Linked DNA regions of Homo sapiens: region 1 is linked to region 2. The links are chromatin contacts, found by Hi-C or POLR2A ChIA-PET in ENCODE. All regions are on one chromosome and are shown on one strand. The core of a region is the stretch at or near the end of the contact, and the rest is flanking DNA. Distances in the headings are between cores, read along the strand shown. Region 1 overlaps DCAF7 (DDB1 and CUL4 associated factor 7). Region 2 overlaps TANC2 (tetratricopeptide repeat, ankyrin repeat and coiled-coil containing 2).

Region 1 (4,593 bases), core at 1,676-4,175, 160 kb before region 2:
GGTGCGGATTACACCTGTAATCCCAGCACTTTGGGAGGCTGAGGCGGGCGGATCACAAGGTCAAGAGATCAAGACCATCCGGGCCAACCCAGTGAAACCCCATCTCTACTAAAAATACAAAAAAATTAGCTGAGTGTGGTGTCTGGTGCCGGTAATCCCAGCTACATGGGAGGCTAAGGCAGGAGAATCGCTTGAACCCGGGAGGCGGAGATTACAGTGAGCTGAGATCAGGCCATTGCACTCCAGCCTGGGACAGAGCGAAACTCTGTCTTAAAGAAAAAAAAAAAAAGAGGACGAAGAGGGACGAAGAGAGAGCCAGAGACAGACAAATAGAGAGAGAAACAGAAAAACTAATGCCAAACAAAACTCATCTTCTGGGGATAATAACAGCTGACTTCTGGGGAGACACGACTAGAATTTCTCACTAAATATTACAGCTCCAGTGTTGAAGTTCTGCCTACAGAGGGGCACTGCCAAATGAGCATCTATTGCTATTTAACCTCACGAATTCCTTTTTTTTCTGGCTATGAAGAAATTATGCTTGTCTTTCTATGGCAGGAAGTAGAAGTGGTTCAAAAGGGACCGGGCCAGTCATCAACAAGGAGGCACTCAGGCCTGACGTGCCTGACAGATCGAGGCTTTCTCTAGTACTGTACAGCTGCTTTAAGGCACAGCCATGTTTATCAATATGTATACCCCCCAATGACAGCTCCTGGTAACCCTCAGGGACAGAGATCCCACAGGTGCCATGGGCAGCGTGGCTGAGTGTGTAATGCTCTCTCGGCTCTAAGTGACTGCTCCTTCAGTGCTCCGCTAGCATGGTTCACTGGGAAACCAAGGGAAGGTGACAACTCCCAAGTACACTAAACCCTCTTCTACACTGATCTGCCAGGTATCAATGAGAGCCTTCCAAACAAGTCTTTTCCTAGAGAAAGGTGGACTGAGAAAAATCAAAGGTGCTAGAAAGGTGCTATTACTGTTTCTCTAGAGCCACTATCCTTTCTCAGGTTTATTCCTTCAAGACAAGGCTGCCGGTCCAGGCCTGTCTGCTGTCAAGATCCATTCCTGGCCTTTCTCCCTGCTCTTCTTCTCTGTGTCACAAGAGAACTGATTCCTACAGCGTGCATTTGGCAGGGTCTCAGATCTGCTGGCTGCTTCTGGCTGGTTCAGCCATGGGAGGCTTTGGTGGGAAAATGGATGATGGGAGGCAGGGAAAAGCTAAGGTATTTCTCCTCCCCTCTCTCTGTTCCTAGAAGCGTCTCTGCCAGGTAAATCCAGCCCCTGGGCTCCAGGAACCCTGCCTCCTCCCATGGTCCCTCTGGCCTATAGGCAGCTGCAGCTTCCTGCTGCTCCCATTCTATGGATGACCTCACTGCTACCTATGTGGCTTCTCAGCTTTACCATCTTCTGTATAAGCAGCCCCTGGATTAAATCCCTGCAGTTCAAATACTTAAGAGTAGTTCCCATTTTCTGGGTTGGACCTAACAGACAACAGCAGGCTAAGTTGTCATATAACTAAAATGTAGCCGCTTGTTCAACTTGATGCCAAGAGGGTTTCCAGAAGTTCCTTACTGGTCCTCTCTGTGGGACAAACTCTTCATTTGACCCCTGGTTTAGCAGCAGTCAACTCTAGAAGTCTTGTAACAGGGCTTACCTTCAGGAGTACAGAAAGCCAAAGACAACCCCTTACTAAGAATGATAACCTGGGTCACATCTTCCTATGCTGTTGACAACCTCAAGTTTCTGACCTAAGATCAAGGCATTCCTTTTATCTGTATAGATATTAATACCCCTAGCTGTGCAGGGTAAGGTAGAAAAGAACAGGAAATAGTACCCACAGGAGATGAGAGTACCAGGAGCATGCAATGGCTGTAGGAGGAAAAGACTTATGGGGATTTTCCAAAATCACTGAGAAGAATGCTTTGATTAAAATGCAATTGGCCGGGCGCAGTGGCTCACGCCTGTAATCCCAGCACTTTGGGAGGCCAAGGTGGGTGGATCACCTGAGGTCAGGAGAGTTCGAGACAATCCTGGCCAACATGGTGAAACCCTGTCTCTGCTAAAAAATACAAAAATTAGCCAGGGGTGGTTGCGGGCACCTGTAATCTCAGCTACTCCGGAAGCTGAGGCAGGAGAATTGCTTGAACCCAGAAGGCAGAGGATGCAGTGAGCCCAGATTGCGCCATTGCACTCCAGCCTGGGCAACAAGAGGAAAACTTTGTCTCAAAAAAAAAAAAAAAAAAAAAAAAAAAAGCAATCACAAATAGCTCTTCTCAGTTTTCCCAATAAACACAGAAGCATCGCCATCAAAATAAAATATATTCCATTGCCTCCACTGCCAACAGTAATGAAAGTATAAAGATTAAGTGAACATACTAGGATTTGGTAAAACATTTATAGAGAAAAATGAATAATTACGTTTGTCTCTCAGAAAATTTTTTCTCTTCCTGTCTCCCTTCTTTCCTCCCCAAATCTAATCTGTTTCAAGATAAGTATTACTCTAAAGTTATTTTTTAATCACATCAGTTCCCAGCTCCTCTATAAGAGACTTTGTTATTTAAAAAAAGCAACCTCTGGCATGAAAAGAACAATGACAGACCGTAGAATAGGTCATTTACATTAGCCAAAAAAAAGCATTAGTTTACAATAGTGTTGTTTTCCCGTTTTTGATACATTACTATTGTCAATTTAGACAAGAAGATGTTATGTTATGATTTTCTACATAAATTGCAGAACAATGAGAGAACAAGCTGACCTCTTCCTGTGCGGAAGGCACAGGAAGCATTTGAGGAAAGACGAAATGGAAAAGCATCTTACCTCTTTGTCATGGGCGATCAGCTGGGTCTTCACGTGGCCAGACACGAGATTCACTCGCCCTAACACCTGCCCTGTCTCCAGCCCCCAGATGGTGCATGTCGTATCAATGCTTGAGGTACCTGCAAACAACCAGTGCAAGTCAGGGCTGACGGGACCAAGGTTCTCATGCAAGCTTCCCTCTTGTGTTTACTCATCTGCTCAGCCCAGGGAGCAGCATACCATAAAGACTACAGAAAACAAGGTGGGGGCTACCGGCAGAGCCACCGAGGCAGTCAAGTCTTCAGTCCTCACCGTAGGACCTTAGATTCTAACTGGAGAGACAAGATCTATACACACGGAAAGCTCACCCACACAAAGGAATTAATAAATAACCACATTCCACGCCTAGCCTACTTCCCACTGAGCCTTGTTCTAGGATGTATGGCCCAGTGTGACATCTGAGAAAATTTATTTTGGCTTCTTCCAGCTGAAATACATACTCCCTAACTCCCTTACCTAAAAGATAAGGATCCACCTCATTCCAGTCAAAGGAGGTCAGGGGAGCACAGAAATCAGAGTTCTTATTATTGTTTAGCAAACACTCCAGCCTGGTCTCTGTTTCACCAACCTGAAGGAACAAGAATTTTAAAAAAAATCAGCCAGTCTTATCCTCATAAAAAGTCTTTTAAAAAATCCCTGTTTAGAAAATATCTTAGCAAACATAAGACATGAGGGGAAAACATTTTTATCAAAAACAGTAATAAACCCAGGACTCCCTGAATGCTACTTTTTCCCATACTTTCTCCTCTGCCCAGCTTTGTTTTCTACATTTTCATCCCTGCACCTTCCTAGAGGAGAGGTCTTCTCACTTTGCCCAGCCTGGAACCTCTGCACAGGTGTACTAAGGCCACGCCCATGCTACAGAGGACGCTGCTGCTGATGAGCTCAGCTGAGGGTGGAGGGAAGCCTCCAAGATCCACTCACACACTTTATCAGAATCAATGGCCTGGTATTTCATTTAGTTTACTCAAAAATACCTTGGCTGCAAACAGAATATGAGTTCCCAAGTATTCCCACCTCCACTGAAGGCCGTCATCATCACCTCGGGTTGACTGAGCTGACTGCAGCCAGCAGCCAGACTTCATGGAATCTTGACTTGATATACTAGAAAATCTGCTGAGCCAAACGAGGCCAGTCCATTTAAGCTTCGCTTGCTTCTCCTGTGCTGCAATGACACTCGCTGCCTCTGACCCCTGTCTGTTCTGTGACTTTTCACTGCTAACAGCTGAGGCTGAGAAAGCCCACTTGTCTGGCTGCTAATAAAGCATCCGCTTACCCTCCACACACGGAGATAGTCACCGCTTGTTGCCAGTAGGTCTGGATAGACGCCTTTTGTGTCAGGGATCCACATGAGCTTTGTGGTGGGGTATGGGTGGTCAAAGGTGTTTCTGCAAATAAACTCTGAACTCTCCTCATCTAAACCAACAAGCTGAACCTGTAACATACCAAAGTTGAGCCACATAAGCATTTGTGAGCAGTACAGCAAATACATTAGATCCCTGGTCAGTGACAGAGGTTTTTTTTGTTTGTTTTTTGTTTTAAAGACAGGATCTTGCTCTGTTGCCCAGGCTGGAGTGCAGTGGTGCAACCACAGCTCAGTGCAGCCTCCACCTCCTGGTCTCAAGTGATCCTTCCACCTCAGCCTCTCAAGTAGCTGGGGTTAGAGGCATGCACCACCAGACACAGCTAATTTTGTTCATTTTTTGTAGAGACAAGGCCTCACATGTTGCCCAGGCT
Region 2 (4,803 bases), core at 1,069-3,568:
TAACGGGATTGTCACACCAGCCAGCCTTCGGTTAGAGTTTCCTTTTAGTGGAGTATGACACTCAGTGATGTATCAGGATCTAAAAAGTAGATGTCTCCAGAACAGACTTCCTATAGCCTTTCACTGAGAATCCAGAACAATCTTTTTTGTTTTTCTATGTATTCATTCCCTCCCCCACCCTGGAAAAGCAGCAGCTTTTAGTGGTTAATTGTCGGCTAAAAATCTAGAGAATAACTCTCAGTGAATTCTCTTAATAGCCACAATTCTCATCTAATTTCCTTGGCTGACTGCAATATTTAAAGGGCTGGCTGTTTTTGACATGTTCCTACAATGCCTCTTGGAAAATCAATGTAGTGACATTTTACATAATTATATTGGGGTTTTCTTCCAATTTAGCACTTAATTCTTCTCTCTCTGATCCTTTTACCCCCTAGGAAGACCAGCAATAATCCTAATGCACACTGCAGACCTGGTGGCTGCAGGGCGCTGGCGGTCTGGGGAGGGGCCACAGCATGAGAATGCGCTGCGGCTGGCTGTGTGGGTGACACTGGCTAAGGATGCAAAGGCAAAGGGGCATCGCACTCTTTCTAAAGTTTCTAGAAGAAAACGAACAAGAACACCTTATTTTTTAAAAAAGGAAAAAGACAATTACACAACAAGAACATCAGTGAAAGCGATTGTCTCCTGGAAAAAGCTGACCAGTGTGTCTGATCTCCCTGGGTTAAAGCACACAGCACGAAAATCTCCTCGTTGGCATCTGAAGAGAGGGAGAGAGCATGTGGCTGGGCACAGACAAGAGAAACTGAAGTCCTGGCTCCCGGGAGGCCGCTTCCCAGTCGGCTGCATGCAAAGGATTTCAGCATGTGGGCTGCCACCTCTGAACACCACACAGAAACTACATGAGAAATTAAGCCAGAGAACTACCTCGAATGTGGAAACCAAGCCTGAAAATGTGCAGTGAAAACATATGGGTCTCACTCCAACAAAACGTCTTTTAAACATTAGACTCCACGAACGGTCTCTTTGGTTTGATAGGGGATGTCTGCCCTTGCCGAGAGTCTCGGGACAGCTGCCTGTACAGGTTGTCCTGGTATGCCTGAGCCACAGGTAGAGTCCGAGCTACCTTCACGTCGGGATAGGAGGAGGCCTGGCTGACTCGCTCCAAGAGGTCTCCACGAGACCCGTTAGCCAGCATCCCATGGGGGCTGTAATAATCGTCCTCCAGCAAATGGCCATTCTGTGCATTGTTGGTTTTGTTATAAAAGGCAATGTTGCTGATGGATGATGGTGGACTGAAGGACTCAGGCTGAGGCAGGTTGCCTGGAGACGTGGGACTGAGGACGGTGTCCACAGATGACACTGCCCAGGTCCGATTCTGCTGGTGGAGGTGGGGGTACTGCTGAGTCCGTGCTGTTTTATCTATGATCCCCATGAATGGTGTGGTCCTGGATCGGGTGGGCTCACTGGGGTAACCTCCTTGAGTTGGAGACACTGGCGACAGCTCGTCACATGACCTCTCATATGCAGGTTTCAGTGGGATCTCCATTTGCTGGATGGAAGAAGATGGCCGGAAGGTCGGAGTTAGGTTGGAGGTGGAGGAGATACTATTGCTAGATGGAGAGAAGCGAAGGCCTACACTTTGGGAATGCAGCAACGGCCTGGGAGTTGGCGGGTGCGGTTTGATTTCGTTAGGGTTGACACTGATAGGTCTTCTGATTAAATGCGACACATCAGGGGAACCTAGTTGGCTGGAGGAGCGCTCCAGATCTAGTTTTGAGTGACAGACTGGGTAATAGGATGCTGACTGGCTGCGTCCGATCTGTGGTGTCTGGCTGTATCTCACGCCACCTCGGTATGCTGAGGAAGGTCGCTGTGGAAGATCCTCTTTGGTCAATCCTCCATGCTGACAGATGGCGCCTGCACTCAGGCTGGCTTGGACATGCTGCACCGGCCTTCCATCCCCTACGATTCCCCCAATTGACCCTTGATAAACCAACCGGCTCTGGCTGACTCCTATGTCTCCTTGTGAAGACTGGTATTTACTGGCCATTGAATGGGCTACTTGGCCATAGGCTCCTGTGGGGATGACGGTGCTTGAATGGACGGCTGGGCTGGGCTGGTTACTTCTCACAATCTGGGCCTTGGCAGGCTGTAGCCTGAGCCCTTGCTGGGGAACTGCCACAGGGAGCTGAGGCATCTGGTAGGGCCGCTGGGCCATTTTGGATAATGGAGATTTGGGTCTGCCAGGAAGCTGACTGACGCTTGTTTCCTGCTGATAGCGCACGGGTGAACCAGACTGGGATCTATAGACACTCATACTTTCAGCTGGAGGGCTGGCCCGATACTGAGGGCCTCTCCGGAGAGGGGAAGGGGGAGGGCTTGGGTATTCTTTGCCCTGTCCTCCCACAGGAGGGGGGCTGAAACGGTAAGATCCTCCCTGATGAGCCGGGGAAGTGTGTGGTGGGCTAGGCCTGTAATGTGAGTTCTGATGAGTTGGAGAAAGGGCAGGTGAGGTGGACTGATAGGTCTGTCTAGTGGGAGAGCCTACAGAACTACTGGACCGGAAGTCAAAAACCTGATGAGAGCCAAGAGGTGAGCTGGAGATGTAGGCTGAGTCCCGATGCGGGGGAGAGGAGGGTGGGCTCTGGATGACCGGGAGCCCCTGGCTGGGCCGGGCCTCTGTCTGGAGGCCAATGGAAACATTTTCAACATCCTGTTCCAGGTACTCCTCCTCGAATATATCCTGTACAGAGTATATGTCTTCATGCTGTGGCTCAGGTTCTGCTTCTTCCGGCAACTGCTGCTGAGGCTGCGGTGGCGGCGGTGGCTGCTGTGGCTGCTGCATCTGTCTACACTCTTCTTCCACTCTCAGCAGAAGTCTCTGGATCTCACGGTTGTTGGGACACAGCTTGATGGCCTCGTTCAGGTCCTCTAAGGCTGCTGCGAACTGTCTGCTTGACAAAATGTGAACACAGGAACTGGAGTTATTCTGAATCCAGAGAAATCACCAAGAGCTGAGAACATGGTCACTATCTCAGAGAGCTGTGGTGGCGTCTGTGGGAGTCTGGGGTATTTCGGTTTAGTTGGATTTATAGGGAAGGAAACAGGAAGACTCATTCTGGAAGAGTCCGAATGATTCCCTAACCCATTCGGCCTCCATCTTCCTTCTGGCCTCTCTGGGAATAGTGGAGAAATGCCCCATTTTGTCAGTCCAGCCAGGCCCTTCGGGAAGTTGTTTTGGTGCCCAAACACACACCAGGCAGTATGAGAGTTGGGTGGGGTTGTCATTTACAGGGTCACTGTCAAGTAGCTTAGGAACAAAAAAAACTACATATTTAAAAATCTTGCTGATCCAGCAGAAATTTTTCTTTATATTCTCAATATTTTAGCTCCAAATTTCAGGCCTGTTCTACTCTAGGCAAGAACCCTGTCCTCTGCCCTTTCTAACCCTCATCTCTCAGAATTGCTGTGTCTCCATTTGCTCTATCAAAGTGGGGCAGGCATTAGGCTTGCTGACTAGGTCACTCGGGGCTGGAGCTGAGCTGACTCCAAGGAGACTCTAATTTACAAATGAAGAAATGAACTGTCAGAGACATTCCCATCTTCTCTACTAATATCACCTGACAGGGGCAACTGACCTTGTGAAAAAGGAACTACCCAGAGGGAAGGAGAATTTCAGTCAGATTTCTGTGAGGACTTCGTTGCCCCAGCTAGGTAAGAGTGCGATCACTGCCACCACCATCACTAGCCTCAAGCTGGGTGTGATTTTCGGGACCATGTGCCCCTGGCCATAGCAGTGAACCTGAAGCAGTTCTTTCCCATGCAGCTGGGGAGGAGGAGGGCAGGAGGCATAAGAGACAGTGACAAGTTACACAAAGATCACTGATGGCAGGTTCTAGGTTATTCTGGGAGCTTTTCTGCCCAGTGGCCAAACTAAAGCAGATGGGCACAAGGAATGTGGAATGGTGTTCTCTTAGAGGGTCCTCTCCATCCTGGCAGCAAGGACCTCTTGACTCTGTGTGTGTGTGGTGGGTGATGGTTTAGGTGGAAGGGGGTCTGATGCCACCAGACTTGAGGAGAGCCCCAGAGGGAAGACTAACTAATCCGGGATTCCTCAAACGCCTATGGGAGAAGGAAGAGGAACCTGTGATGTTAAGTGAACCATCCTACTTTCCCTCTAAAGCGGGGGTGGGGTGCTCTGCTTAAGTGATTTCTTTAAGTCGCCGTTGTCTCTTTGTGCTAGCTGCTCTGGGGGTTGAAAAATGCCTGAGATACGGCAGAGGCTTCTTGGAAGAAGCTGCCATTCTCCAGTGAAAAAGTGTTTTTCTCCCGAAGTGAAACATTCGTGGCCTCCACAGCCCAGCAGATTTGCTGATCTTGAGCTGAGGGCTGTGCTATGGGAGCCATCCCCAAAGCTTGGCCCTGACAGTTCTCAAGGACAGAGATGTATTTGGGTACATATGCCCCAGGGTGGCCGACGCTGCCTTGGCCAAATTTTCAGAAAAGAGACCTCTTGCTTTCACCCTCTCTCTCTCTCCTCACCTGCTGCTGCGTTTTGCCCTTGCTCTCGCATAGTAAGCTTCATAAGATTTCGGTTTCAGCTCCAGGGCCTTAGTAGCAAATTCCTCCGCCATTCCAAAATCCTGTCATTACAATAGGTGTGCAAATGAGTCATTGATGAGATATAAAAAATAGACAACTTGGGAATAAAACAAATTATTTGTACATTTTTTGACATTCATGGATGGAACGCCTGGGACGCTAGACGTGCCTGACATGGCTCAAGCCGCGTGGCCTGTGGAC

Evidence for each region. Hi-C counts contacts between places; a loop is a spot of excess contacts on that map. ChIA-PET counts read pairs that join two places held with the same protein, here RNA polymerase II (POLR2A). Pooled maps may share reads with other maps.
Region 1: a map of HepG2 shows a loop between it and region 2 (3-fold over the local background). The contact joins two enhancer-like sites. A Hi-C loop is called at or near these places in 5 of 168 maps with a recorded cell type or tissue (Caco-2, HCT116, HepG2 and 2 more) and 9 of 50 pooled maps. POLR2A ChIA-PET finds 5 or more read pairs at or near these places in 7 of 52 experiments (CD4-positive, alpha-beta T cell, Caco-2, H1 and 4 more).

Annotation. Positions count from the first base shown.
Region 1 is chr17:63,578,168-63,582,760 of GRCh38, reverse strand. It overlaps DCAF7 (DDB1 and CUL4 associated factor 7), which reads right to left. Exons shown (of 7, transcript NM_005828.5): 2 at 4,133-4,291; 3 at 3,313-3,424; 4 at 2,818-2,936. Among named protein-coding and RNA genes, the nearest start is that of TACO1, 20 kb to the left of the region's middle. Within about 2 kb of position 2,925, at least 2 of the 41 ENCODE cell types and tissues checked have a DNase peak (open chromatin) inside an H3K27ac peak, as active enhancers do; they include endothelial cell of umbilical vein, where a contact is called at or near this core.
Region 2 is chr17:63,418,147-63,422,949 of GRCh38, reverse strand. It overlaps TANC2 (tetratricopeptide repeat, ankyrin repeat and coiled-coil containing 2), which reads right to left. Exons shown (of 28, transcript NM_001394998.1): 27 at 4,543-4,643; 28 at 1-2,951. The coding sequence ends at 995. Among named protein-coding and RNA genes, the nearest start is that of CYB561, 26 kb to the left of the region's middle. Within about 2 kb of position 2,318, at least 2 of the 41 ENCODE cell types and tissues checked have a DNase peak (open chromatin) inside an H3K27ac peak, as active enhancers do; they include endothelial cell of umbilical vein, where a contact is called at or near this core.